2 separate regions of the Mus musculus genome follow, and region 2 is linked to region 1. Evidence: chromatin loops called from intact Hi-C (ENCODE). Cell type or tissue: left cerebral cortex. All regions are shown on one strand. Each heading gives the region's core, and the rest is flanking DNA. Links, peaks and the distances in the headings are about the cores only.

Region 1 (9,310 bases), core at 451-8,450:
CCCTGGGGTTCCCCTGTACTGGGGCATATAAAGTTTGCAAGTCCAATGGGCCTCTCTTTGCAGTGATGGCCGACTAGGCCATCTTTTGATACATATGCAGCTAGAGTCAAGAGCTCCGGGGTACTGGTTAGTTCATATTGTTGTTCCACCTATAGGGTTGCAGATCCCTTTAGCTCCTTGGGTACTTTCTCTAGCTCCTCCATTGGGGGCCCTGTGGTCCATCCAATAGCTGACTGTGAGCATCCACTTCTGTGTTTGCTAGGCCCCGGCATAGTCTCATAAGACACAGCTATATCTGGGTCCTTTCAGCAAAATCTTGCTAGTATATGCAATGGTGTCAGCTTTTGGAAGCTGATTGTGGGATGGAACCCTGGATGTGGCAGCCTCTAGATGGTCCATCCTTTTGACACAGCTCCAAACTTTGTCTCTGTAACTCCTGCAGTCAGTGCTCTTAACCACTGAGCCACTTCTCCAGTCCCTACTATAAGTTATAAAAGGATTTATTTGGGGGATGGAGCAGTAGTGAAGAAGACTTGCTGCTCTTTCACAGGACCCAGGTTCTGTTCCCAACACCTACATTGGCAGCTCACAACCATCTATGACTACAGTTCCAGGAGGCCCAGCACCCTCTTCTGACCTCTTTCCGGTACTGCACACATACACTTACATACATGTAGATGAAACACTCATACATATAAAACAAATCTTTAGGAAGATTTATGCATGCATGTTTGTGTATGGCTGTGTGTGTGAACATGTTGTAGCTGCCTTTGGAGGCATCCTGGATTTCCTGGAACTGGAGTTACAGGCTGTTTTGAGTCACTCAGTGTAAGTGTTGAAAGCTGAACCCAGGTCCCTGCAGGAGCAACAATTAATTCATTTGAACTGCCAAACCAGCTTAGAGATGTTTCGTATGGTGGTGGTGGTAGTGGTGGGTGGTGGGTTTTTTTGTTTTGTTTTGTTTTGTATTATTTTATTTTGTTTTGTTTGAGACAGGGTCTTTCCCTTAACTTGGGGCTTACTAATAGCAGCTAGGCTAGTGAGCCATCTAACTCAGGGAGCCTTGAGAAAAGACAATCTTAAGACAGAGGGGAAAACAGAGGGGGATGGAGCATAAAGCCCTGGGTTTGATTCCCAGCATCGTATAAAATCAAGCCTATAAGGACAAAGTTATTCTTAGCTATATAATGAGTTTTAGGCCAGCCTTGGCTACATGAGACTTTGTCTCAAACAAAACAAAGCTGTAAGAGAATAGGGTGTGGCATGGTAGTGTACACTGTAATTGACACTTGGTAAGTAGAGGCAGGAGGATCAGGAATTCCAGGCCAGCCTGGGTACATGGAAAGTTGAAGCCAGCCAAGTCTATAAGAGAATGTCTCAACTCTCCTAGACTTTCTCTAAATGAGAAAAAAAGGAGGAAGCCTCTTATATACATACATCCCACTGTTTAAAAACGTTGGTGGAACTAGGCCCATGGCTTAGTGGTTAAGAGCACACCCTGCCTGTCCTTCCAAAGGACCTGAGATGGATTCCAAGTACCCACGTCAGGCAGCTCCTGTAACTCTGGCTGCAGAGAGATCTGACAGCTCTGGCCTCTGCAGCCACTGCACATACCCCACCACCACCTACTTACACTTTAAAAGAACACAAATAAATCTTTTTTTTTTAGTGGTTTTTTTATGCCATTCTTTTTTTTTTTTTTTTAGATTTATTTATTTATTTATTACATGTAAGTACACTGTAGCTGTCTTCAGACACTCCAGAAGAGGGAGTCAGATCTCGTTACGGATGGTTGTGAGCCACCATGTGGTTGCTGGGATTTGAACTCCGGACCTTCGGAAGAGCAGTCGGGTGCTCTTACCCACTGAGCCATCTCACCAGCCCCCAAATAAATCTTTTAAAAAAAAAAAAAATCTTGGGCCAATGAGTAAAGGCGCTGACAATCCAGGTTGGGTCTCCAGGACCCAAGGAGAGAACTGGCTTCAGCAAGTTGCCCTCTGACCTCTGACCTCCACATGCATGTGCCGAGACACACAGAGACATGGTTTTTTTTTGTTTGTTTGTTTTGTTTTTGTTTTTGTTTTTGTTTTTGTTTTGTTTTTGAGACAGGGTTTCTCTGTATATCCCTGGCTGTCCTGGAACTCACTTTGTAGGCCAGGCTAGCCTCGAACTCAGAAATCTGCCTGCCTCTGCCTCCCAAGTGCTGGGATTAAAGGTGTGCACCACCACTGCCGGCTTACTGTTTTTAGTCTTTTTTTAAAAGGCCCCATGTCTTTTCAAATGAATGGCCTTCCCTGCCAGAGCCCAGCACTCCTGCCTCCACTTCAGCTCTTTTTCTGGGACCATTCATTCTTAGAATACTGCTGTTTTTGTTTGTTTGTTTGGGCTCTGTGTGTGTGTGTTTCTGTGTGTGTGTGTGTGTGTCTGTGTGTGTGGCTTTGGTTTGAGGTGTGTGTGTGTGTGTGTGTGTGTGTGTGTGTGTATGTGTGTGGCTGTGTTTGAATCAGAGTCTCGGGGCAGGAGAGGCACCTTAGCGGTTATGAGCACAGGCTGCTTTCCCAGAGGACCTGCGTTCAATTTCTCAACACCCACATGTTGGCTTATAATTATCTGTAATGCCAATTCCAAGGTGTCTAACATCGTCTTCTGGCCTCCTTAGGCACCAGACACACATAGTGGTATACACACACACACACACACACACACACACACACAAAGAAAGAAAGTCTCATGTAGCCCAAGCTGGCCTTAATTATTCAATCCTCTTGCCTCTGCCTCTCGTGTGTTTTGATCACCATGCTGGGGTCACTGTGTCTTTTTTCTCTCCCAGCTTGGTCCCCTGGTCCAGACTTTGCTCAGACAGGAGAAGGCCCAGTATTCAGGAAGCCAGGGTGAGGCTGGAGGGTGGTGGAGCAAAGTCACCTTACCTGGGGCTGCCCACTGGCCATTCTTTCCCTGGGATGCTCTGTCTTGTCCTCTCTTCCTTCGGGCCACAGCTCAGAAGAACTTCCTTCAGCAGCCCCCCAACCCCTACGCTCAAGGCTTCCATGGTAATTAAGCTCACAGGCTTGTTCCAGAGCTAGACTGTACCGCCTCCAGGGTGCTGAAGTAAGCTCTATAAATGGCAGCCCTGGTTTCTGTAGGGTTCACAGCCAAACCCTACACCTAGCACCTAGCTCACAACTTGGCACATGGCAGGCTCCTGGCTGTTATCTCCTGTAAGGCATAGCTAGTGGTTACTCACTCTATGGAAAGCCCTCAGCTCTGCAAGCCTTGGTCTCCCTGGAAGGCCCATATCTTGGTACTCTCCTGCCCATCACCGACCACTAGGCCTATAGGGAAGGTACCATGTCCTGTCTGCCGTTCCATTTACCTGCGGACAACAGTCCCCTTGGTAAACACAGAAAACTGAAGACTGTCTTCTCCAGATTACTTTAACCAACCTTTCTCACTCCCCGGTATCCCCCTCTCCTGTTTATCTTCGGGGGGGGGATGCTATTATTCTCCCCCACCCCACTTTCCAGGCACTACACAGCCCTCCCCTCCCCCATTGCCCCACAGATGTCAAATAATCCTTCTTAGGAGTCTGTCTGCAGTTCAATACCTGTCAGCTGGGCATCTCATTCCAGCCTCCTTGTTCTTTGTTTTCTCTCTCTCTCTCTCTCTCTCTCTCTCTCTCTCTCTCTCTCTCTCTCTCTCCTCTCTCTCTCTCTCTCTCTCTGTGTGTGTGTGTGCACATGCATGCATGCATAAGCAGGCATGCCTACCTTCTAGTACTGGGATTACAAGTGTGATCTACTTCACCTGGCTTTTAAACACAGTTTCTGGGGCTGGAACTCCTTTCTTCATGTTTTCACAGCAAGTACTCTTACCATGTAAGCTATTTCCATAGCCCTGTTACAGCTTTATCATTGAGACAAATCCCCTTGAGAGGAGGCTCCATTGAGTTGAGGCTCCAGTCTGAAGTCTGCAAGGGACCGGCTGTGTGTTTAGGGGAAGGAAAGTTCTGAGTGATGGACAACAGTAAGACCAGGAAGCTGGAGCTTCAGATGGGAAAGGCCTCAGGATGTGCTCAGGGTCTGGGTCAGCAGCTGTTGCTTTTCTGGTTAATGGGAAAGGTATGTGGATTCCCTGTTTCTTGGGCACAGGCCAAGGTTGTGCTGAAGTCCCTTGGAATAGTCTCTGAAAATATTAGACATACCCCTTGCAGATTTCCTGTGCTGAGTATGGTGGACTGGAGTGGGGACAGGAATAGAAATAGGCTCTCTTTCTCTCTCTCTGTCTCTCTCTGTGTCTCTCTGTCTCTGTCTCTATCTCTATCTCTCTCTCTGTTACTCCCTCCCTCCCTCCTTCCCTCCCTCCCTCCCTCCCTCCCCTAAGTAATAGGGTAATGGGAGAGAAATTCCCAAACCATACTGACCTGACTTTCTCCCCTTCTCCTTACGAGACCCCAGACACAGTGGGTCAAGGATGCTTCTCCAACCCACATCCTTCCTCCACAGGCATGGAGGGTCCTGAAATCACTCTGCCACAGATGAACACAGATGCTGGGCCTCGGGCCAAAGCCCACAGTCCCCTTGCTTGTTTCCATGCCCATTTGAGAGGCATTCTATAGGAGAGGGTGTCCCCTGGTGGTGACAAGAAGAATGACAGCCTGAAGCTCAATTCCTAGGAGAGCGGGGGCTGACATCTGAACCTGGAGGCCTTCATTATTAAGAGGCCTTCATTATTAAGAATGCAAATAAAGGAAAGTCCCTTAAAGGGGGAAATCTCACTCCCATCATGTTCCTGGTAATCACCTAACAACACTGCCCCGTGGATTTAACTGAACCCGATTGTACTGAGAATTTTGGAATATTGGTTTCTTAAAAAAAAAAAAACAAAAAACACAGAAATATTATAAGCATATGTTTTTGTTTTAATCCCAGGTGTGGGCTATGAGACTGCTTCACAGCTGGCTATGATTTGCCTCCTGCTCTAGCAGAGGCGTGGTTTTGCCAGCTGCAATAGTTTCTGCAATTGTGTGACCTGTGGGATTTTTCAGAGGGTTTATAAATGCTAGCACCCTACTCGGTGGGTGGTTGTTGGTCGTTCAGGAAGTTTGGTTGCTGTTTGCTAGTAGTCATGCTCAAAGAAGAAATAAACGGAAAGAAATTAGATTCAAGGATTTCTCCCTCTTTCTCTCTCCCTTCTAGCCTTCTTTCTCTCCTATCTAGTGATTGGGAGTGAAACTGGGCTGGGGGTGGAGGGGGAGATAAAGGGTGGGAAAAAGAACCCATAAAGTAGGTAAAGGCCAGCTACACCCGAAAGGTTGGATATTCAGAAAGCAAACAGCCATTGTCAAATGACTTTTGGCACCTGAAAATCACACAGGTCTTTATGATTCAGGAATTAGGTGCTTAGCTCTATCAAAATGCAGAAGCTTGCATTCCAATAAGACTTCTGGGGGGGGGGGGGGACTAGAGAGGTGGGGAGGGTGGCTCATGGGTTAAGAATACTTGTTGCTCTTGCAGAGGACCCAAGTTCAATTCTTATATCATAGTTCACAACCGTCCATAACTCCATTTCTAGATCCAACACCCTCTTCTTACTTCCCTGGTCAACAAGTATATATATGGTGCCCATAGATATGCAAACAAAACACTCACATAAATGTTCTTAACAAAAAAGAGCGCCCAGACCTGCTTCCACAGCATCCCGCTAGGTGGCGCCCCTGCCCAAAGTCGTAGCTTCCGGGAATCCAGGAAATACAGCTCGCTGAGGAATGCCTTCTTGTACCAAATGATAAATGTCTTCCTCCAAACCTAAAGAAAACGTCTCTCCAGCTAAGCGTGATAATCCCAATACTTGGGAGACAGAGATGAGTTCAGAGTTCTAATTTCATTTTTTCCCCCATAGACAGGGTTTCTCTGTGTAGCCCTGGCTGTCCTGGAACTCAAACTGGCCTCAAACTCAGAAATTGCCTCCCAAATGCTGGGATTAAAGACGTGTGCCATCACTGCCTGGTTAAGTTCAATTTTGTAAAAGTTGAATATTACTTGTCACTCCTAAGATGCTGTAGCTGCGCGCGCGCGCACACACACACAGGCGCGCGCACACACCATCCCCCGGCCCATGCCTTCTCCCTCCTCCTCCTTCCTGCGACAGGGTCTCTTTATCCCCTGGAGGCCTTGAGTTCAGATGCTCCAGAGTGCTGAGACTTCAGGCGTGTACCACACCTGGCTGAATTCATAACATAATGAAACTTGTTCTTCTCTCATGAATTTACAATTATAAAATGAAGGAAATACATAAAATGGAGCGAAGATAGACTACACTAGTCAAATAATAGATTCCTGGATTCCTTTTCTTTTTAAACAGTGTTTTATGTCAGGCTGGCCTCAAACTCACTACATTATCAAAGGTGACCTTGGATCTCCTGGTGCTTCTGCCTCCGACCCCCAAGTTCTGGGATTGCAGGCATGTCCCACCATGCCTGGGTTGTGCTTCCTGAGTTTGACTCCCTAGAGCCATCTGGCTGAAGAAGGATTAATTCCAATAGGTGTCCCCTGACCTCTACATAGACAGGTGCCACAGTATGCGTGTGTGGACCTGTGCCTATGCATACACACTCACACAAACACATAAATGTGATACACACAGAGATGCTGGGGAGGTGGCTTAATGGGTAATGCACCTATGTACAAGTATGAAGACCTGAGTTTGGATCCCCAGAATTCATATAAAGCAGATGTGGCCAGATATGATGGCACATGCCTTGCACACGCCTTTAATCCCGACACTTGGGAGGCAGAGGCAGGCAGGTCTCTGTGAGTTTGAGGCCAGCCTGCACTACAAAGTTCCAGGACAGCAGGGTTATAAAGAGAAACCGTCTCAAAAAAAAAAAAAAAAAAAAAAAAAAGGCTAGGTGTGGTAACAGGTGTGATTCTACTGTTCCTTCAAGCGAGATGAGAGGCAGAGACAAGGGAGATCTGGAAGGATGAGCCAGCTAGTGTGGCATAGGCACGGCTGAGGTGAGCATACTGCTGCAAGGTCAGCCTGAATTACATAAAGTTCAGGCTAGCCTGGGCTGCAGAGTGAGGCCCTGTCCAAAGAAACAACCAAGAAAGAAAGTGACCAGGACCAGTGACCTATATATGAAACATTTCAGTGGTTAAAAACGAAATGAAGAGCTGGGAGTGGTGGCGCATGCCTTTAATCCCAGCACTTTGGAGGTAGAGGCAGGTGGATCTCTGTGAGTTCGAAGCCAGCCTGGTCTACAGAGTGATTTCCAGTCAAGCCTGGACTGGTACAGAGAAAATCTCTGTCTTGAAAAACCAAAGAGGTGGAGGAGGAGGAAAAGAAGAAGAAATATAAAAAACCTAAAGGAATACTTAAAAAAAAAAAAAAGGAGATGTTTTATTGTTAAGTATATGTAGTCTGGGAGTGCACATGGAGGCCGGAAGAGGGTGTAATCACCCAGGAGCTGGACTTACAAGCTGGTCCTCTAGAAGAGCAGCGAGTGCTCTAACAGCTGAGCCATCTCCAGTCCACTAATGCTTTGTCAAGAGCATTTTATTTTGATAATGCTTTTGACTTAATTTGGGACACTTTTAGAAGGCTCCTTCATTTTTTTTTCCTTTCCCCCTTCCCCCCTCCCCCCCTTCCCCCCTTCTTCCCTTCCCTTCCCTTCCCTTCCCTTCCCTTCCCTTCCCTTCCCTTCCCTTCCCTTCCCTTCCCTTCCCTTCCCTTCTTTTCAAGACAGGGTTTCTCTGTGTAGCCCTGGCTGTCCTGGAACTCACTCTGTAGATTATGAAATCTTTCAAGAATTTAGAACTACAATATCTGCTTGATTCATCCTTCGGCCTATTCCACCCCCAGGTGGTATTGGGGATTGACCCAGGTGAGAATTCAGCCACCCCATCTGATCGCTCTCAAGCCCAGGATGAAAGGCCAAATGAGATGCCTATTTAACAGAGGCAGGCAGATTTCTGAGTTTGAGGCCAGCCTGGTCTACAAAGTGATTTCCAGAACAGCCAGGGCTATACAGAGAAACCCTGTCTCGAAAAACCAAAACAAACAAACAAAAACAAAAAACAAACAAGCAAACAAAAACCATATCAAGGCGGACTGGCCTCTGGGTTTTCCCAGCATCCCTCGTCGTCCTTACCTGTTTTGTCCTTCTGAATGGCTTCCCCACTCCTTATCCTAAACTTCTCCAGCCCAGGGACTGCACCGAGCTGCCCTTCCTCCAGCTGCCCTTCCCTACACAATCCAGCTGTTTTGGCTTTATGGGTTCTTTCGTGCCCTTTTGGCATTTTGGTCTCCTGGCTTTCCCCTCCCACACTCTTCTCTCATGGCCTGGCTCTCGGTTATGTTCACTCTGGAGGATCCCAACCATGCTGGAGAGAGTAGATTCTTTCTTAACAGGGTCATGGCTATACCTTCAGAGTCATCTACAATGATCATCAGCCGTGTGGCAGCCCAGAAAATGTAAAAACTAAAAACGGGGTCGGAGACAGAAAGTCCATGTATTCCTGGCCACTGCGGTGTCACTGCTCCCAATACAGGTGTAACCTGAGTCCCCACTTGGGAGCCTGAAATCAGCTGAGAAGAGACTTCAGGAGAGAGCTGCCCCAGGCGGAGGTGGAGGAAGTGGGGGCCTCAGCGCAGCTCATCCCACCTAGCTCGGTTTGCACTGAAGGGTTTGGGTAAGTCCCTTCTTCAGCACCTCAGAGGCTCTCTGGGCAACCTGGGAAGTTAGGACAAGAGTTGTGACACTTGTGTTGTGGGCAGAGGCTTTTGAAAGTGTGGACGCTTAGATCACAGTGTCTTGGTTATTGCCTCCACCCCCACCCCCACGTAGGCTCTCATCTAGGGTCAGGACCTCAAATCTCTGGGACCCACAATCAGGGGACAAGGAGAACCCAGACCTTTCCTGGGCTTCTCCAGAGACTCACAAGCCATACAGAGGCCCTAATAAGCTCAGCCCCGACTCAAGGTCTGGGCTGCTCCTCTCCCCTGTACAAGGAGTTAGACCGGGTAATGGAATCGGAATCAAGGAGGCGCAATGTGTGCCTACTGTGGGCACCCACCACCGCCGCACCAGCAGCCTTTACTCGGCTGCCAGGCGCCCCTCCCCACAAGGAACGCACTACACCTGCCAGACTCCACTTCCGGAGGAAAAGATCAGACTCTAGGCCCCACCTAGCGTCCTGCTGCCTGCTGGGATTTGTAGTTTGGTGGGAGCAGGACTGGCGCCTGTGATACGTGGGTGTGTGCTTATATTAGTCTGTCTCTGACTTCGCCCTGGAGGGCCCTCTGAACCTGT
Region 2 (9,310 bases), core at 746-8,745, 180 kb before region 1:
TAAAGGGGAATTATCAAAGCAGTCTTAAAAGTAACTCTTCAATTGTAGTTTAGCAATCTTGAATGAATGAAGTTGAGAGAGTTGACAATAGCTATAATTGTTCTGGGGCAGGAGGGCTCTAGTTGCAAAAAAGAGAGAGTTGTGAAGAACATCACAGAGGAAGTGAAATGGCCCTTTCTCTGCCCCATGCTTTCTTTCCTACCTCCCAAGAATATGTCTGAGCCTGATGAGACACACTTTAACCCCAGCATGAAAGAGGCCAAAGTATGAGGACTGCTGCAAGTTAAAGACCAACCTAAGCTGTCTCAAGAAAAAACTAAATAAATGTAACTTAGGTCCTTTGGGTAAAGATCCCCAGACATAGCATTTTTCCAACGGGGGACATGTTTTTCAACACAAGCTTAGGCTAAGGTCTGAAGTCCACAAGACATCCTGTTCACAGAATTCAGGTGCACCTACGATTTCCTGACATAGGAACCTAACTTCAGCATCTTGAAACATGAATCATAAAACAGCCTACAAGCCCTGAGACTGCCCACAACCAAACCTCCTACCCCAGGGCTTTGTCTTCTAGGATTTCAAGATCATTCTGACTGTATGAGTTCAGTAGCTTTCTCTTCAGGGACACTTGCGATCCCTCCTGTGTTTTATCCCACTCTGCTGAAAACATGTAATATAGTTGGCCATCTGCTTTACGCCATTAAAACAGTGAGTCACAGCTTGCCATGCCAGAACTCTGGGACTTGAGTTAGGTGGTAAGTTAGAAGGGCCTGGTTCTAGAGGTGGCCGGAGACCTGAATGCTCTAAACCAGGAGAGCTGGTCTCAGGGTTCAGTGCCTTAAGCATTGTCAGTCCTAATCCCAGGATGCTGTCAAAGGGAAAAGCCTTCATCCTGTACTTGTGCACTAGTGCTGTAAGTGCCTGTGGACTTACATGGTTAGATACCATCAGAGCCTCCCGGGTGAAGGAGGGTCTGCCAAACTCCATGCTCTTCATCCTGCAAGTCACTATAGTCTCCAGTTAATCAGTCCATATTCTGACTTGAAACACAGGATTCACTGGAACGCTGGTCGGGACAAAGAACATTGGAACTTTTTGGGGGTCTGTGTTCTTAGAGCTGTGCTTCCTATATCCTGATTCTGTTATTGAACCAAAAAACACCTGAAGAATCTGAGGACCCGACACCTACAAATTTGCCGTTATTCCCACTTCTTGATGAAGGAATAGCTAGATGAACAAAGTGTTCTGCAGAGGCCTTTTATGTGTTTATGTGGTCCTCAAAGACCTCAGATAGGAGACTGGTGGAAACTTCTCTAAGTTCTTTTTCCAGAAGCACTTTGCTTATCAGTGTGTATGAAAGATTTTCTAGCTAAGAAAGCTCTCTTGATTCTTGCTAGTTTATCCTGTATGACTACCTAAAGCCCCAAGCCTGTGCCTAAATGAAGAGTGGTCATTCTGAGCCAGCCTGTTAGAGCTGATGTTTCTAGGCCTCCTCCCTAAAATGCCTCTTGGGGCTGCCCTCAGCCTTATGGCTTAGCTTGATTGCTCTGCTGGCCTATTCTGGGGTCTGTAATAATACTGGCCAGTTTATTTGGCAGACCTGCTTCCAGATAGATGTCTCTTAACCTATTTCAAAACTCACGGGCCATAGTGAGTTCTCAGAACTGCCCAGTGTTTTTGCACAGTAGGCAGGACTTAACTACAAACTGCCTCAGAATCAACATTCATTTGAATAGATAAGTTCTTATCTGTCTTTTGTGTGTGTGTGGGGGGGGGGGAGATGGGGGCAAGGGAGACTGGGCTACAGGTATGACGGTACATGCCAGTAATCCCAGCATTTGAAAGGCTGAGATAAAAGGTTTGCCCCATGTCCCAGAGGCAGGAAGGTCTTTTAGTTTGAGGCCAGCCTTATCTACAAAGCAAGTTCCAGACAACCAGGACTATGTAGAGAGACCCTGTCTCAAACCCCTACCCCCATTTCTTTCTTTCTTTCTTTCTTTCTTTCTTTCTTTCTTTCTTTCTTTCTTTCTTTCTTTCTCTCTCTCTCTCTCTCTCTCTCTCTCTCTCTCTCTCTCTCTCTCTCTCTCCTCTCCTCTCCTCTCCTCTCCTCTCCTCTCCTCTCTCTCCTCTCTCTCTCTTCTCTTCCTTCTCCTCTTCTCTCTCTCCCCTCTCTCTCTTCTCTCTCTGGAATGGTTTTTTCCCCTCAGTTCTTAACTAGAATTAAGCCTGTATTTTACAGTTTTGTGATTCCTGAACTGAGTATATATTATTTATAAGAGAGAATTGGTTTTGCAAGGGGGTTTGGGCTGTGCAAGAATAATGATAAAAACTGGGGTTGTACCCCACTGACAAGCATGAATGACTTTGAAGAGTGTGGAGCAAGAAGGGAAAAGATATATAAGTGTATATGATGAGAATAAAGTATATACTGGCTGCAGTCTAGCCAGCAGGGGTGGATCTAAAATAAATGTGAAAGAACATTCCATCTCTCTGATCATCTGGGGTGCATTGCTAACTAGAGAGCAGCCCAGACAGGTGGGAAGCTCTTTGGGTGGTGAGTATCTAGCCTGCTGTGTGTTTGACAAGACCTGTGTCAGGGTGGTGCTTCCCAGATAACTCGAATTTAAATGAGACCTTTGTATAATGAGCATTCGACTTTCCTACCTCTGAGCCTTTTGAAGAAATTGCATATGGAATGTTGACAGTTATTTGAAACCTTAACTCTTTTGAATTCCTGAGGAGCTGTTGGCATCCAGCCCAAATTTCCTTGGTGTTAGAGTACTGCTAGAAGTGAAAGCCTTCCTAGTTAGGGGTTCCTCCTTTCCCAGAGCAAACAGAACAAGAGGTTGGGAATGGTGGTGAACAGCTCAAGAGACAGAGATAGGAGGATCACTGTATGTTTGAGAGTAGCCTAAGCTACACAGCAAGCATCAGCGTGTCCTGGCTATGTCATGGTGCTAAATGCAGAAAAAGCCATACATTCTTTTTCTCATTTCCAGTGTTTCTGTATAAAAAAATGAATTATGCAAACTGTTTGAAAATCATGGACGGTACTTTTTAAACCAATAAACTATTTTTACAGCATTTTTTTGCCAAAAGTTGTGAAATCACTTGTGTACTTGGGGGGAAGGGAGATTAAGTGCCTGCCCTAAAGTTACTCTGCTACCCAGTCAGCACTGGAAATCTCTCCTCTTGCTGTGCTGATTATTTTAAGAGCTGTTCTGGTTGGAGTGTAACGGCTAGACTCATGTAACCTAAGAGTTGAAACTTTGAAAGACATCTGGTCTCACTTTTGTCCTCTTAGGCAGCTTCCTCTTTCAGGTGTCCTTAAAGCCTGGGCTTCATTAGACCTTCATCTTAAGAGAGTTGTTTTAGGGATTATTCAGGTTGGCATATTAAACCTAAAAGTGCCTGCAACACCACCGCCCGGGAATTCTAACACCTAACAAGTCAGGAGAATCAGTAGAGCTCGTGAACAATCTTCCAAGACCTTCCCCTAAAGGTGAAACAGAGAGACAAACCCAGCTCAGTAGGATACAATCAATAAGTTAGGAACCACAAAGTGAAACGGTGTACCTATATAGGCCTATAATGGCAGTACCAAGGCAGAGGCAGGATGAGAATCAAAAGACTAAGCTGAGCTTGGTGGAGCACACTTTTAATCCCAGCACTGGGGAGCCAGGCAAATCCAGCCTGAGGTATGTAGTGAGACCTTGTCTCATTCGTGTGTGTGTGTGTGTGTGTGTGTGTGTGTGTGTGTGTGTGTGTGTGTATGTATGCTCGCGCACGTGTGTGCCTAGAGAAATGGCTCCGCTGTTAAAAAGCACTTGGTATTCTAACCGCAGGACTATATATTCCCTCTCTTGAGGGGAAGAAAACAAGCTAACCAGGCGTGTTGCCTGTAATCCTAGCACTCTGGAGGCTAAAGTCAGAAGGATCATTAGTATGAGGTTAATCTGAATTATATAATAGGACACTAATCCCCCTGCACCCCAAGATAGCTTTCAATGATGGTTCACAGCCTCACATAAAAGAGAAAAAGGTACCTGGTTAGTTGTAATGTAGTGGGACAGGAAGATGTTCTGTTACTGAGAGAGTCACCTTTGTCCCAAAGGTCAGAAGCTGGCCTGGATTTTATACCCACCTCCACCCCTGTCAATTCAGCCAGCTAGTCTTGTCCAGTGATCATTGCACAGCCATATTTCTTGGCCCTGTTTTCACTAAAGTTCTGATGGTAGGCGAGAAAAGGCCATTAGTAGTTTCTGTACCATTCCTGCCCTCCATTTGGATCCCCCAAAAGGTTTCTCCTCTTAAAGGTCCAGTTCACCACTTGTTTGGCTCTGTTTTGTTTCAGCACAGGACTTTGTGCAGCTAGCCCTGGTTTCACTAGGGGTGGCTATCTCCCACTCTTACCAGCCTGGGATCATATCCCCTTGGGATAATGATTCGCTGTCTCATGGGGGTCCCACTGCTTATAGGGAGAACCAGGAACAATTGTCCTATGTAAGCAGAAGTAGCCATGCCCTTTCCATCAAGAAAAGAATATCCAGGGAGCACACTCTTTCCATTAAGGAGAGACTAATAAATAACTTATCCCCACATAGTCCTGTTTTCTCTTCCTAGATTCCACTTGAGTCCCTCACCTTCCCTCTGCTAATGAACACCTGGCTGCTTTAATCTTTATCCGCCCTACACAGGCACCTGCATGTATTTAGAATGGATATCCTTTAGGACCCTATACCATATTTTAAGTAAGTGTTGTTGAGTCAGGAAACATCTTGGACACCGTGACTTATGGCCAGTTCTCGTGTGTCCCCAAAATAAAATCAAAGCCAGCCCTTTCCAGAGTTTGCTAAAAGGGACGGGCCGGAGGGTACAGAGTTGGGTAGCAGAACCCAGCCAGCTTTGGGTTTCCCAAGCCAAGCCTAGGCTCGGTGCTTGGCTTCTCACCCACCAGCCTCATGCCTGTTCAGACAGTGGCAGGCTTGGGGCGCCACACTGAGAGAGTTGAAGGAGCTTCCCCCAAAGTCATATAGTCCACTGAGACAGTGGAAAGCTTCTTCAAGCCACGTGCACGATGACAGCCACAGGCGACATGCACAGGCAGAGCTGCCGGGCTAGCCCGCCCGCACTCCCTCCGCAGGAATGACAACTGCCCTCTAGATCTTAAGTGTCAGAGGTGTCCGGGTCATAGCCTCGGGCGCCCAGGTCCCTTAGACTTGGGGCACCGCCCATGTTTCCCCCGTGACATTGCCGCGGGGGCTCGGGAGTTGTAGTCTCGGGCGGGGCTCTGGCACCCGGGCCCGGGCTGCGCGGACTCCACGTCCCGGCGGGCGGCGCGGCGGGCCTGGGGCCGCCAGGGGCGGGGCCGTTCGGCCCTTTAAACCTTTCAGGGCTGCTCCGAGGGCCGCAGCTGGAGACGCGGCCACGAGGGGGCCGAGCAGGGAGAGGCGGCAGCGGCGGCGGGGAGCTCCGGGGAGGTGCGTACCGGATTCCTTTTCTCCCGCGGCCTCCGAGGGATCGCCTTGGGGAGCAGGGCTCTGGAGGGAGGGGGTATTGTCGCTGGCTGCACACTCCTACCTAAATTGGGGTCCCCGTACCCACGCGAACTGGACCCGGTCAAGCTTCCCTCGAGAACCCGCCCCTTTGCCGGGGCGCGGTGGTCAGGTGGTTTGCCCGCCCGGCAACGACTCAGAGCCGCTCTCTCGGCCCGGCGCACCCTCCCAGGCTTTCCTTGGCATGATCCCCTTGATTGTCCTAGCTCCAGCCTTCACCAAGCCGACGTCCCTCAGGCCGGGGAGCGTGGCTCTCTTTCCAGATGTTACAGCCCTGCCCGAGTCTCTCAGCGCGCCCGTGGCATTTGGGTAGACCGCGGAGGCCCCAGATGGATAAGCCAGAGGGTGCCACGTTCCTGCCGGGGCTCATCCCAAAGTCTGGACAATCAAACGCCCAAGGAGAGCTCTGGATGAAGTGTTGCCCACCATCCCCATCCCCCTCCCAACCCCCCCCCCCCGCCCGCCCTGGTCAGTCACCAGACCCTGGACCTTGATCTCTCTCCCCAACCAGGCCAGGGCAGCTGATGATTGTGACCGAAATATCTCAAAGTAGCTGGGCCTGCCCCCTTTTCCCCACCTACCTGTTGTCCTTACCCCCAAACTACCACCACCCTGGCTCCACTCCCTCATGACCGCCTGGATCCTCCTTCCTGTCAGCCTGTCAGCCTTCTCCATCACCGGCATATGGACTGTGTGAGTAAGAGGGGTGTGGAGGGGGGGGTCTAATAGAAACTTGATGGCACACACACAAAGTCCCTTGTCCCGTTTGCAGGCTCCAGAATGGTACCCAGGGTCACTCTTTCTGTCTCCAAAGCTTGGCCTGATTCCTGGGCACACAGCCTCTTGGGACAAGCTGGCACCACTGCGGTCCAGCAGGACAGCTCTGACATACACTTGTAGACAGGGCAACTTCCAGAGGCTCTCTAGTGGAGGCAATTGTGCAGGGTCTGCTCCAGCATCAGTAACTACCTCCCTCTTCACCCCACCAAATAAATTCCCAGCCAGGGCATTGAGGCTGAATGAGGTCAAAAGTCAAAGAGCCAGGAGGTGGTGGTGGGGTCTGAAGAGCCATGAGGACAGGGTGACAGTTGTGCTCCCACAGGTATGCCATGGCCGTGATGAACCGCCACGTGTGCCCAGTGGAGAACTGGTATGGAGCACTCTACAGATGGCCTCACTCTAAAGCTCCCTTCATCTCTGTCCCTCCTTGAGCTCACAAGCTACACGGAGACCATAGGCTGTTCTCTGACATTGGTCTCCAGGCATGACATCCTGTTCATCTGCCCACTTCCCACCATCCCCTCATCTTCTTTGCTTCTGCTTCAGGAAGGTCCTGGGGATGTCTGAAAGATTTCCTCTTTGGAAAAAAAAAAGTTCTAAGATGCTCCTTCCCCCAATCTCCCCCCCCACCCCCGTGTCCCACCTGCCAGGTCCTACAATGAATCCTGCTCTCCTGACCCTGCTGAACAAGGGGGCCCTAAGAGCTGCTGCACCCTGGATGATGTTCCTCTCATCAGGTAGGTCCCTCCAGACTGTCAGAAATCCCCTCGGAGCTGTCTCTGGATCTTAAGAAGAAACATTAATATAATGTCAATTAATACTGCCAGGCCAGGCTTAGTGCCAAAGCTATAATCCTAGCTCTTGGAAAGCAGTAGGAAGATGAGCTCAAGGCCTGCCTGTGCTATATGAAACCCTGTCTGGAGAGGAGAAAAGTGGGAGCCTGGGCATCGGGCATGTGGTTCAGTTGGCAGAATGCCTGCCTAGCGTGCACATAAAAGCCCAGCACCACATAAAACTAGGTGTGGTAGCACATGCCTGCAATCCCAGCAAGAGCATCAGACATTCAAGATCACCCCCCAGCTAGTTTTTGGCCAGCCTGAGCAATGTAAGGCTGTTTCAAAGAAATAAGTGCACTACTTGCTATTTCTAGGAGCTGGGCATCCCACTGAGTTTTATATGCCAGTGGTGCCTTTTAATCCATCCTGCAGGTTAGGCTCTGTTCTTTTCACCCCCTTTAGCTGTGGAAACAGGCTTGGAGACACTTATTCAGGTCACACAGTCAATGAAAGTATGTGCATTTAAGCTCAGCACCTCTGAGTGGCCAGCACAAGTTCAAGAAAATCAGAGCAGCTGCAGGCCTCAGCAAAGGAGGCTGAGAGCTGCCAGCCACACTAGGGCATGTCTTTATCTCTCATACATATGTGCTCTTTAAATCAGAGGCTTGCCTGCTGCTGACCAAACACAGATAAAGCCCGGGAGAGGGGAGGAGCTGGGAGGGGTGTGGAGGGCCCCTGGTATGCCTGCCTCATTGTCCCTACCCCTCCCTCAGCAAGTGTGGCACATACCCCCCGGAGAGCTGCCTCTTCAGCCTCATTGGCAACATGGGTGCTGTTATGGGTGAGTGATACCATCAGACCCCTACCCCTCACCAGAAAAGCCCCACAACCTGTACTCTGCCCCATCTCCAAGGGTTAAGGTAAGAGGAACAACTTATCTTCTGTTCACTGAAGGTGGTAGTTTGTGGGCAGGACCAAACAGGTAGGTGGGAAGAGGGGGCAGGCCCAACTACCTTGCTATTTAGGCCCCAATCAGCTAGATGCTAACTAGTTTTCCAGGGTAACAGCTGTCCTGGGTAAAAGCCTGGGAGGAAGGCAGAGAACTGGCCCCATCACTACTGTCTTCTCCTAGTGGCCCTCATCTGCCTCCTTCGGTACGGGCAGCTCCTGGAACAGAGCCGGCACTCCTGGATCAATACCACTGCACTCATCACTGGTTGCACCAACGCTGCAGGCCTCGTGGTGGTCGGCAATTTTCAGGTGCCCCCGCCCCACCCTCCCTTAATAGGGCCTGGATGCCTGTAAGGGCAACACCTGGAGGTTGACCAAGGAAGGAAGGGAGAAGTGATGGATGGGGCAGGAGAGGTGGGGCTGCTTCATGGATTGGCCTCTGTCTGGGCCAGGTGGACCATGCCAAGTCTCTACACTACATCGGAACTGGTGTGGCCTTCACTGCTGGGCTGCTCTTTGTGTGCCTGCACTGTGTTCTCTTCTACCATGGGGCCACCACCCCCCTGGACATGGCTATGGCCTACCTTCGAAGTGTGCTGGCTGTCATCGCCTTCATCACCCTGGTCCTTAGTATCCTTTTGGGATAGGGAAGCCAGGAACTCATCCCCTAGCTGAATCCTTCTCTCCCAGGTTGGGGTAGGGGTGGGACCTTGAGTCCAGTGACCACTGCCCTAGTCCTAGTCTGATGCGGCCCGGTCCTTTACCTCTTCTACTTGCTTGGGATGGCCTACAGGTGTTGCTGGGTGCACACACCCTCTAGGTGCACACACCCTCTTAGGTGCACACACCCTCTCGAACCTTTCCTTAGCTCTGCTCCAGGTGGAGTCTTCTTCCTCCACGAGAGTTCTCAGCTCCAGCATGGAGCTGCTCTGTGTGAATGGGTGTTTGTCCTCGATATCCTCATTTTCTATGGCACCTTCAGCTATGAGTTCGGGACAATCTCCTCAGACACACTGGTGGCCGCACTACAGCCTGCCCCGGGCAGGGCCTGTAAGTCCTCTGGGAGCAGCAGCACCTCTACCCACCTCAACTGTGCTCCCGAGAGTATTGCCATGATCTGAGGTCTGGAGGGTGGCTGGCCCAGCCTCCAAAACACCCGCACCCTCTACCTTCTTTGCATTTATTTTGTACCAAAAACAAGTTTTAGAGAGTATTGTTGGGATCTAGGCTTCCTTACTTCTGGAGAAG

What was found. Hi-C counts contacts between places; a loop is a spot of excess contacts. Peaks named below come from ENCODE experiments on the same cell type or tissue, not always from the same donor. Only the 100,000 strongest peaks of a DNase experiment are listed, where the experiment ranks them.
Region 2: a loop joins it to region 1, with 2.0 times the contacts of the local background. A loop is called at or near these places in 2 of 42 quality-filtered maps.

The regions. Positions count from the first base shown.
Region 1 is chr6:72,529,650-72,538,959 of GRCm38, forward strand. It overlaps a transcript of Sh2d6 not described here and a transcript of Capg not described here. Among named protein-coding and RNA genes, the nearest start is that of Sh2d6, 14 kb to the left of the region's middle. In left cerebral cortex, for the core only: CTCF peaks have their summits at 655 (motif pointing left), 4,639 (motif pointing left) and 5,704 (motif pointing right); DNase peaks (open chromatin) are centred at 3,105, 4,597 and 5,702; H3K27ac peaks cover 214 bases.
Region 2 is chr6:72,350,065-72,359,374 of GRCm38, forward strand. It overlaps 0610030E20Rik (RIKEN cDNA 0610030E20 gene), which reads left to right. Exons shown (of 4, transcript NM_026696.1): 4 at 1-3,098. It overlaps Tmem150a (transmembrane protein 150A), which reads left to right and starts at 5,419. Exons shown (of 8, transcript NM_144916.3): 1 at 5,419-5,480; 2 at 6,067-6,248; 3 at 6,658-6,705; 4 at 6,986-7,072; 5 at 7,885-7,952; 6 at 8,244-8,371; 7 at 8,515-8,692; 8 at 8,942-9,310. The coding sequence starts at 6,184. The coding sequence ends at 9,183. In left cerebral cortex, for the core only: a CTCF peak has its summit at 5,430 (motif pointing right); DNase peaks (open chromatin) are centred at 2,533, 2,715, 5,279, 5,660 and 2 more places; H3K4me3 peaks cover 1,736 bases; H3K27ac peaks cover 1,430 bases.